Linked DNA regions of Homo sapiens: region 2 is linked to region 1. The links are chromatin loops, found by intact Hi-C in ENCODE. Cell type or tissue: spleen. All regions are shown on one strand. Links, peaks and the distances in the headings refer to the core of each region. The heading gives the core; the rest is flanking DNA. Region 1 overlaps HCG27 (HLA complex group 27). Region 2 has its middle 7.8 kb from the start of HLA-C.

What was found. Peaks named below come from ENCODE experiments on the same cell type or tissue, not always from the same donor. Only the 100,000 strongest peaks of a DNase experiment are listed, where the experiment ranks them.
Region 2: it touches region 1 in a loop (2.6-fold over the local background); 61 of 110 quality-filtered maps call a loop at or near these places.

The regions. Positions count from the first base shown.
Region 1 is chr6:31,201,124-31,206,502 of GRCh38, forward strand. It overlaps HCG27 (HLA complex group 27), which reads left to right. Exons shown (of 2, transcript NR_026791.1): 2 at 1,249-2,845. Among named protein-coding and RNA genes, the nearest start is that of HCG27, 6.1 kb to the left of the region's middle. RefSeq lists enhancers at 834-1,374, 1,375-1,913, 2,072-2,792, 2,793-3,512, 3,513-4,232 and 1 more. In spleen, for the core only: no CTCF peak of the experiment used is centred there; a DNase peak (open chromatin) is centred at 2,928; H3K4me3 peaks cover 3,423 bases; H3K27ac peaks cover 4,471 bases.
Region 2 is chr6:31,261,598-31,266,976 of GRCh38, forward strand. No RefSeq gene overlaps it. Among named protein-coding and RNA genes, the nearest start is that of HLA-C, 7.8 kb to the right of the region's middle. RefSeq lists an enhancer at 4,890-5,379. In spleen, for the core only: no CTCF peak of the experiment used is centred there; no DNase peak of the experiment used is centred there.

The DNA of each region.
Region 1 (5,379 bases), core at 58-5,057:
TCTCATTCTGTGGGCTGATTGGGCTCAGCTGGGCAGCTCTTCCGCTCCATACAACATGGGCTGGGCCACCATCATCTGGAGCCCAGCTGGTCCAACACATTCAAGAGGCTCCTGCACAGGGCTGCAGTTGGTGCTGGCTTGTTGGCTGGGAACTCACTGAGGCTGTGAACCAGGTGACTTGGTTTCTCCTCCACCTGCTCCTCCACGTGCCCTGGCTGCTTCTGGCTCTGCACCTGGGGTCCGGGTGTTTCAAGTGGCCAAGTCAGAACCACAAGGCATCTTATGCTGGAACCTCAGAAGTCAGGCAGCATCACGTTCCTCATGTTCTAGTCACCAAAGCAAGTCCCAGATCCAAAAAGGGGGATTAGCATCAGCTCTTGATAGAGGATGGCAAGGTCACATTGCTAAAGAGCATGTGGGATGGGAGATATTGTTGAGGCCATCTTTGGAAAAGGACTTTTATGTTTACAAAGTGATAGGTGATAAAAAGAAAAAATAGGCCAGGTGCGGTGGCTCACGCCTGTAACCCCAGCACTTCGGGAGACCGAGATGGGTGGATCACGAGGTCAAGAGATCGAGACCATCCTGGCCAATATGGTGAAACTCTGTCTCTACTTAAAAATACAAAAATTAGCTGCATGTGGTGGCGTGCACCTGTAGTCCCAGCTACCCTGGAGGCTGAGGCAGGAGAATCGCTTGAACCCAGGAGGTGAAGGTTGCAGTGAGCCAATATCGCACCACTGCCCTCCAGCCTGGTGACAGAGCAAGACTCCACCTCAAAAAAAAAGAAAAAAAGTAAAAAAAAAAAAATGCAAAGTTGACAATCAATGCAAAGTAATAGAGGTGGCATTTTAAGTAGGGTGGTCAGGGTGGGCCTCATGAAGGTGCCATTTGAGCAGACTTGAAGAGGAGAGAAACTGAGACACGCAGGTATGTGCAAAGGAAGAACCTTCCAGAATCACCCTCATGTACACCTATGCTCTGTACATACCCAGGGCTCTGCACTGAGGCAGACCCTAAAGCTGCAGTGGGAATGGAGGTGGACACACTTATGGAAAGACTTCTTCAAAGAATGTTGGGGACCCAGGTCTACCCTTCCTGCTGTGGCTCTTATACGACGTGGAGTTGGGGAGGGAAAGGCACTGGCATGTGGAGGAAGACTAGGAGAGGAGGGGAGGCCAAAGCGTGTCCCACCCTCACTCCACCTCTCTGCTCTCTGTCTCCTACATCGAGTGCCTCCTTCCCCAGGGCTTGTGGTCCCTGACAAGGAGGACCCTGAGGGCAACCACACCTTGCCATGCAGAGCACCTGGCTTCTCATCTGCCAAGCTCACTCTGACCCGGCTGCAGGAAGGGAAGGAGCCAACCCCGGACTCAAGACTCAAGGGGACCAGAACCAGGGAGATGAGACATACCAGGGCTGGGCAGCTGTGGGGGTCCTTCCAGAGAGGAGCTGAGATACGCCTACCTGGAGGGGCCCCTGGGCCTGGAGGGGCTCCTCAGTGTGACTGGGTGAAGTGTTTTCAGAGGACCAGGGTTGAGGTTGGGGGCATCTCATCCAGACCCTGCCGGCATCTGCCCCAGAACCCAAGGGCCCCTCCTTCCTCCCTCCTCAATGGAAATGCTGGAGATGTCCTCAGTCACCCTCTGAGCACTCACACATCACCCCTTATTTGGAAATTTTTCTCACTCTAACCTTCCTTCCTGCCGCACCTTCTGCCCCATCCCCAGGCTCTGGCCTCTCTCTCTCCTCTTCTACCCTTTAGCAGGTAATGACTCAGTTCCCACTGAGGAGCCAGCTGTAGGTGAGAGTTTGGGCTCTCGGTGAGGTTGGGAGAAGGAAAAGGCTTATGGGCCAGGGGGTGGGAGGGAGAATGGGCACAGCCAGAGCAGAGTGGAAGGGTTGGGGGAGGCGATAAAGACAGATGTTTCCGTATTACCATTTTTCTTTCATGGTCCGAGGGAGCTGCCCTTCCCCCAAGCCCAGGAAAGTGAAAAGAGAAGCAGGAACAGTAAAATACTCCACAGGAAAGAAAAATCTTAGTGATCCCTCCTGCTGTCTCTTTCCTTTTGCCTATTCTGGCAAATTTTGTAAGTGAAATTTGTTACCAAGATGTGAAAATCTTATAAGAAAGTCTCTAAATATTTGAGAATAAAATTATCAATGTCTCAGCTCTGCAGGCTGAAAAAACGGAGGCTTTACAAAATAAAATCATGCTTGGAAAACTTCTCCTCTGAGGGATGTCAAAGGCTGCACTGAATAAGCTCTAAGGTGGTGCTGAAATGAGTCATTTATTTGCCTGTGTAAGCTCAGGCAGGTGTTGGAATTGAGGAAGTATAGGTAATGAAAAAAGTAAACATGTCCTCGGGACATAGCGACTGGTGATGACCACACAATCAACACAATAAACTCTAGCATTCACATTGTAGTCCAGCTCATTCAAGCAAAGCTATCTCCAATAGGGAGTTTACCCTGTACAGAACACGTGCATTTCCACCTGTTCTCAGACTGACCCTTTGCTCATCACAATAGTGAAAAAAAACACAGCCCTGGGTGGAGATTTAAGATGCTAATGAGTCATGAGATGTATGAACAAGCATGTACAGCTACTGCACACGTGCACCCAGAAGACCGCCCAGAACATGCTTGCTAGTAACACCTCTTCCCACCCACCTCCTGTGAATAATCATGTAAGACTCCCATAAAGGGAGTTTCTCCAGCAGTGATCAATGCTGTCTCATCCTTAGGAGCAGCCCACCCTGAATCCTCTCAGGGTGTACAGTTTATTTTGCACTTAACTTTCAAAATAATATTTTTCCTTTGTAATAAATTGCTTTGTACTTCATCTCCTTTGCTGCGTGTTTCTTGTTTAAATTCTTTTAAATGAAGAAGTCAAGAACCAAGGTATTACAACAGCCGTCAACATTTCCGGTGCCATGACTCAGAGGTTTGTCTGCTTCGTTGGTTTCAGTTTCCCTTCACTACTGGTGAGTACTATGGCAGCCAGAGACCCCTGATTGACTATCACTGCTTTCCCCAGATCTATTAAGGTTTTGGGGGAGGACCTTTTAACTCACTCACATTCTTTGAGCAACTAATTGTGATTGCTTTCCATTTGGCTGCTGCTTTTACAGTGTTTACAATTACCTTATTTGGATGGAACGCCCTGATTATTCAGCCTTGGGACTTTTGCTGCTTCTGTTTCACTTTTTGTTTTGCTGTTCCTCCCAGGACTGCACCTGATCTGTACTTACTGGCTATTGTAACTTTTTTTTTTTTTTTTTTTTTGAGACAAGAGTCTCACTCTGTCACCCAGACTGGAGTGCAGTGGCTCTATCTCGGCTCACTGCAACCTCCACCTCCTGGGCTCAAGCGATTCTCCTGCCTCAGCCTCCCAAGTAGCTGGGATTACAGGCGTGCACCATCACGCCCGGCTAATTTTTGTATTTTCAATAGAGTCGGGGTCTCACCATACTGGCTCAGCTGGTCTCGAACTCCTGACCTTATGATCAGCCCACCTTGGCCTCCCAAAGTGCTGGGATTACAGACATGAGCCACCGCGCCCAGCACTTGTTTGTTAATCAAGTAATCTCTTCAAAGATTTTTGTTCACCTTGAGGGACACATTAGATCTACTTTTGCCAACAGTCCCCATTCCTCCAGGCTCTGTGTGTTCTGAGACTCCTCTGAGTCTCAGAGGAGTGTGTTCTGAACGTCTCCTCTGAGAACAGGAGACGTTCCAAGAGGCCATCCATGTTGAGTGCAGGATGTGTGGCCACATGGATGTGTAGTCATGGGGACTATAACCAGGCATTCCAAGCATGATGACTGGACATTAAAAATGGCAGATCAGTGAAATAAGGAAGGGCTTGTTGGTGAGACATCCAGGCTCCCCGGCTGGCAGCAGAGATCACTTCAGTTCAGCTTGGAGACGTCCAGCACCAGTGAGACCTAGAATGGTGCATGGCAAATGCCCATGACCTCCTAGGGCCTCAGTTTCATGGGGATTCAAGGGAACACCCTGGACTCCATCGTCCGGCTTAGCTCACAGGGATGCCGATGACCTCCTGGATTTTGGTACATGTTTCTGTGGTTGCAGGATTCTCTTGTTACCTAGAAAGCCACCTCCTCTACTGTCACTGAAACACCTCTAGGGTATATACTAAACATTGGAATATTTTGAAACTGTATAAATTAAAAGATAATAGGTGGGTGCGATGGCTTACACCTGTAATCTCAGCACTTTGCGAGGCCGAGGTGGGCAGATCACCTGAGGTTGGGATTTTGAGACCAGCCTGACCAACATGGAGAAACCCCATCTCTACTAAAAATACAAAATTAGCTGGGCATGGCGGCACATTCCTGTAATCCCAGCTACTCGGGAGGCTGAGGCAGGAGAATTGCTTGAACCAGGAGGCGGAGGTTGCAGTAAGCCGAGATTATGCCATTGCACTCCAGCCTGGGCAACAAGAGCAAAACTCCGTCTCAAAAAAAAATTTTTTTTAAATAAATATAATAAACAATTGCCAAAGAGTAAAACTATTGATACAATCCTCACCACTTTAAGGCTTAAGGTTTTCTTTTCCATCACTGAGTCTCTCCCTTTCCTCTCATTCTTCCACTTACAAATCTCCAAAACAATTCTCACGCACTGTGACTTTGCTCCCTTCAGCTGATTTATCAGTTCATCCTGATAGCCTGATAGGTGACAAGCAGAGGTGAGGACTTCAAAGTTCACACCAAGTAGATCTAGTTCACTGTGGCCCTCCTTGACAGGAAGTTTGTGAAGCTGGCAGGGCTTCCGTCCAGGCTGTGCACTGTCTGGGAATCCTCATTTGCAATGTCTGGAGATCTTCATTTTTCTTACTACTAACAATCATCTTGTTATGTTTGCACTTCTTTGCATTTCACCCCTTTTGAATTCTGTCCTTCCATGAAAATTTATTGTCCTTTTTGATCCATCTGTATTCACAGACTTTCATTTGCTTTCTTTTTCTCTCTAACCCGTAAGACTGATAAAAATTGTCCTAAAGTTTCTTTCTTTCTGCTTTGTGTGTCAGGGCTCCTCTGCCTTTGGTGAGAGCAGAGTTTTATCTTTACCGGAAGAAAACTTTTTTTTTTTTTTTTTTTTGAGATGAAATCTCACTCTGTCACCCAGGCTGGAGTGCAGTGGCCCGATCTCAGCTCACTGCAACCTCCACCTCCCTGGTTCGAGCAATTCCCCTGCCTCAGCCTCCCGAGTAGCTGGGACTACAGGTGTGTGCCACCACGCCTGGCTAATTTTTTTGTATTTTTAGTAGAGATGGGGTTTCACCATATTGGCCAGACTGCTCTGGAACTCCTGACCTCAGGCAATCTGCCTGCCTCAGCCTCCCAAAAT
Region 2 (5,379 bases), core at 289-5,288, 61 kb after region 1:
TTCATCCTGAATGCAACATTTTTAAGAGGTGGGACCTTCGAGAGGTGATTGGACCATCAGAGCTCTGCCCCCATTAATGAATTAAGTCTGATCATAAAAGGACCTGAGGCTGTGAGTTTGACCTCTTATTCCCCCTACCTCTCACCCTCTCTTGCCCTTTTGCTTTCTACCAGGTACAGTCCTTGGTCTTGGAATTCCCATCCTCAACAACCATGAACAAAATAAATTTCTGTTCATTTTAAGTTATCCAGTCTCAGGTGTTCTACTATAGTGGCATAATTTAAACCAAGAGTCTGTAACCCCCGGCTGTGGACTGGTACAGGTTCCTGGCTTGGCAGGAACCAGACCGCACAGCAGGTCACTAGTGGGTGAGAGAGCATGAGCATGACCACCTGAGCTCCGCCTCCTGTCAGATCAGTGGCGGAATTAGATTCTCATAAGAGCATGAACCCTATTGTGAACTCTGCATGCGAGGGATCTAGGTTGCATGCTCCATATGAAACAGTAATGCCTGATCATCTGAGGTGGAACAGTTTCATCCTCAATGCATTCCCCCCTATTCCCTGCTACCTCTGCTGGTCCATGGAAAAATTGTCTTCCATGAAATTGGTCCCTGGTGCCAAAAAGTTGGGGACCACTGATTTAAGCTATAACAATAATAAACTACGATACTGAGTGTGAAAGAAAAATAAAATTTAGGGACACCAAATTCACTATACCAAAGGGACAAGTTAAGTTTGGTAACTGAGTGATGGAAAAACTGCCTTTCTTTTGTTCCTAAACAAATAACTGCAAAGATTGAGGACCACATATCTCCCCAGGTGGCCTCCCTCACAAATTGTTCACAAGATAATTCCTTGTGGGCCCCAACATCTTTACTCTAAAACAGAGTTTTGTTGAATTTCACCCTAACAATGTAAATTAACAGCTTATCTTCACAGGTACAGGACAAAGACAAGACCAGAAATCATCCCTCCACTCGCCTGGAGACAAATGTGTATTTGACTTCTCTACCCAACATTTACTTTGTCTTATGTAAAATGCAGATTTACTGAGCACTCGATGAAAGCATAGTTGCCTGTTCCTTTTTCCTCTCCTGCCTGCTCTTTCTCCTGTAAATATTGAAGTCCTCAAAACCCTCTTAGTAAAAAGCATGGGCCACAGATGCTACAATAATTTGTGTCTCTGTTTCCAAGGTACATCTTCAGCTTGGCAAAATAAACTTCTAAACTGATTGATACCTGTCTCAGATGTTTTTTGGTTTACATGGCTATAGGAACTTCCTGAGTTCTTTGAGTTAGTTTAAGAATTCCCAAACCTTGGGAGGTGAGAAACCCCTGACTTTGCAGCCATGATAGACAGAAGTGCAGGTAACCTGGAACCCAATAACTTGTGACTTGCATCTGAAGTGAGGACAGACTTGTGGGACTGAGTCCTTAAACCTGTGGAGTCTGAGGCTAACTCCAGGTAGTTAGTGTCAGAATTGAGTCAAATTCTAGGACTCCCAGTTGCTGTTGGAGAATCAGAAAATTATTTGGCTGGAGGAAAACCCCATCACCATCCCACAGAGAGAAACTTACAGTATATTGGGGGAACCCACCCCCAATATTTCAACGTAGGTTCTTTCTATTTTCCATAAGTGTCAGCCAGCTGAGAAATAAAGAAAGACAGTACAAAGAGAGGAATTTTACAGTTGGGCCACCAGGGGTGACATCACATATCAGTAGGACTGTGATGTCCGCTTGAGTCTCAGACAAACAAGTTTTTGTTAAGGGTTTCAAAAGGGGAGGGGGTGTAAGAACAAGGAGTAGGTAAAAAATCACACGCTTCTGAGTGCAAAAAGCAGAACTACTAATAGGGGTCTAACAAAGATCACATGCTTCTGAGGGAACAAGACAAAGGGCAAAAGCAGAACCACTGATAAGGGTCTATGTTTAGCAGTGCACGTATTGTCTTGGTAAACATCTTAAACAACAGAAAACAGGGTTTGAGAGCAGAGAAGTGGTCTGACCACAAGTTTACCAGGGCAGAGTTTTTCCCCACCCTAGTAAGCCTGAGGGTTCTGCAAGAGACCAGGGCATATCTCAGTCCTTATCTCAACTGCATAAGACAGACATTCCCAGAGCAGCCGTTTATAGACCTCCCCCAGGAATGAATTCTTTCCCCAGTGTATTAATATTAATATTCCTTGCTAGGAAAAAAATTTAGTGATATCTCTCCTACTTGCACGTCTGTTTATAGGCTCTGGGCAAGAAGAAAAAATATGGCTCTTTTTGCCCAACCTCGCAGGCAGTCAGACCTTATGGTTGTCTTTCCTTGTTCCATAAAAATTGCTGTTATTCTCTTCTTTTTCAAGGTGCACTGATTTCATATTGTTCAAACACACGTTTTACAATCAAATTGTAACACAATTATCACAGTGGTCCTAAGGTGATGTACATCCTCAGCTTATGAAGATAACAGGATTAAGAGATTAAAGTAAAGACAGGCATAAGAAATTATAAAAGTATTATTTGGGAACTGTTAAATGTCCATATTAAAATGAAATCTTCACAATTTATGTTCCTCTGCCGCAGCTCCAGCCAGTCCCTCCGTTCAGGGTCCTTGACTTCCCGCAACAACAGTAAGAGTAAGCAAGTAAACCTCTACCTTCTTCGGTCCCAGAGGAAAAGATAAAAAAAAATTAAGCATTTATTTCATGTCCCTAAGTCTGCTAAACACAGGTTTCTACCAGCTATTCATTGTCCAGACATGGAGTGGCCCTACCTCTAACCTAGAAGTTAGGATTTTTTAGGCCTTTGAGGGGGTCACATAAAAACTAATAAGTGTCAGAGATTCTCTCCCCAGAAATATTTCCACACACAAGAAAATATAAATATTAATATAAAACATCAGTGTGCAACCAGATCCTCTGAGATCTTACAAACCTGGGTGTTTTAATCCTAGTAAGAGACAATGCCAAGCACACAATGCCACTCCAATAATCTGGAGTATGAACTGGGATAGACAAAAACTTGATGTAATAACTTATTTTCAATGGAATGGGTGGAAAGATGTTATTTATTAGTCACTGGTTCATTCAGACACTCTGAATCCCTACCAGATACAAGATAAATTTCTTGTCTTGGAGCACTGCTCCAATAATTAAAATTTATCATTCTTTTCCCACCCTTCACACTCCAGCACTTCAACCCTCTTACTACATCAGAATTCCACACTGTCAATGAAAAGAGGCAAACTTCATAAAATATTTGAAGAGATTTATTCTGAGCCAAATACGAGTGACCACAGCCCATGACACTTCCCTCAGGAGACCCTGAGAACATGTACTCAATGTGGTTGGGGTACAGGTTGGTTTTATACATTTTAGGAAGATATGAGACACTAATAATATGTATTTAAGATATACATTGGATCAGTCCAGAAAAGCAGAACAATTTGAAGCAAGCGGGGGTTGGGGGTTACTGCTTCTAGGTTATAGGTAGATTTTAAAATGTTCTGATTGGCAATTGGTTGAGTTATTATCAATAAAAAGGAACGTCTGGGTTATGATAAGAGGTTGTGGAGTCCAAAATTTTATCATGCAGTTGAAGCCTCCAGGTGCCAGGCTTCAGAGAGAATAGATTATAATGTTTCTGATCAGACTTAAGGTCTGTGTTGATGTTAATTGCTGGTCAGCTTTTCCTGAATTCCAAAAGGGAAGAGGCCATAATGAGGCATGTTCAACACCTGCTTCCCATGGTGGCTTGAGCCAGTCTTTCAAGTTAACTTTTGAGCACCCTGGCTGAGGAGGGTGTCCATTAAGATGGTTGGGAGAGGGTGGGTTTGAAGTTTATTTTTGGTTTACAACATGTAAAATGTTAAGAGGAGATAGAAACCACCCGCATCCCTAGAATAGCACAACACTCCAGTCACCCCTGCAGTTGATAATGGACATGAGTCTTAAACTCCATCAGTCAGATGACCACCTGCTGAAGCGGCATTGTTGTCTCAGGTAAATACTCAGGGTTCATTGTATCTTGCCAAGAAGATTAAGGACAGTGACACACAAGGAGTGAGTTTATTGGCCGGTGCTATGTTGCCTGCTCTTTACTGAACACATGGCTGGCAAAAAGAAGGGAAGATGGAGCCATCATTGTGAACACGTCTAGTCCTAGGTGTCCTTTTCCTATTGGCACAGCTGCCAGCATTCACTCGTGCAAGCTTCCAGCTTGCTTGTCTATGTCTGAAGCTTGATTTTACAGGCTGGTCTTTGTCAGAAAAGAAAATGATTTGGGGCCTGCTTTCCATTAAAAAGAAAACCTTACTGAGACTTCTGTACCCTCACTACCTGCCTAAATAATTTCTTCTTAAATCCTATATCACTGCCAGACTCTGAGCTAGTATGAGGTGACACAGAAAGGCTGGGATTGTGCAGAATGCATTTTAGTAAACATGGCTGAGTGTCAGTAGTGATGTCCAGTTGCCAGGTGCAGCAGTGACATCTATCCTAGCCTTGGGGTCCAGTGTCCAGCACCAGGATGTCAGAGGTGTGAGCAGTGGTGTCTGTGCTCAGCAGCAGGGGCAGTTGTTCCTAGGAGGGACCTGATCCAGGGGCGTGGGCTATGGATTCTGTTCCGGGATGTGTAGTTTTCAGCCTGGTTCTGTGGCCTTCCCCACAATAAAATTAACCCCCAATACCAGATATACTACTTTATGTGTAAATTACAGAAATTTGTTTTCCATAGTTTTCTCCAAGAGGTGAGTGAGAAATGAATCTATGGACCAGGGTCAGAGAGCAGCATTCGGAGGTGTTCCTTGTGTGACAGCCACATCCTGAATTGTCTACCTGGCCTCTACCTCATGGTGGAGAGATCAACAGGGAATATCACATCTCTTAACTGATGATATACATCCTCCCTTTCCTTTCTGCAAGAAAAATCCTCTTTTAAACAGGGTTTGAAAACCCACCCCACCCCACCCACTCACCCACCCTGGGCACTCTCTGATCTCTGAGGTTCCTGATCCGGCTGAGCAACAAGATTTCTGGTGGAGGCTTAGAAAATACTCAGGCCACTCCTCAGAACCCCTGTCTCACAATATTATGCACAAGACCAAGGAATCATTTACATAACAAGCCTTACAGGCGAGGCTGATGCAGACATGTGGGATCCTGGTGTTCTGGCTGCTCCAAGTGTGATCAGGAGACCAGTAACGTGAGCTCCAGCCTTGTCATAAATCCAGAATCTCTTGCTCGACTCCAGACTTCCTGGATCTCAGCACCACATACAGGTGATCCTGGTGCACATGGGGGTTCCTTGTCTGAGTGTCCTCTAGACGTGGGGCCAGAACTGTGCAGTCTGCTCTGTGGTCTGATCAGATCCCTTACAACTGGAGGTC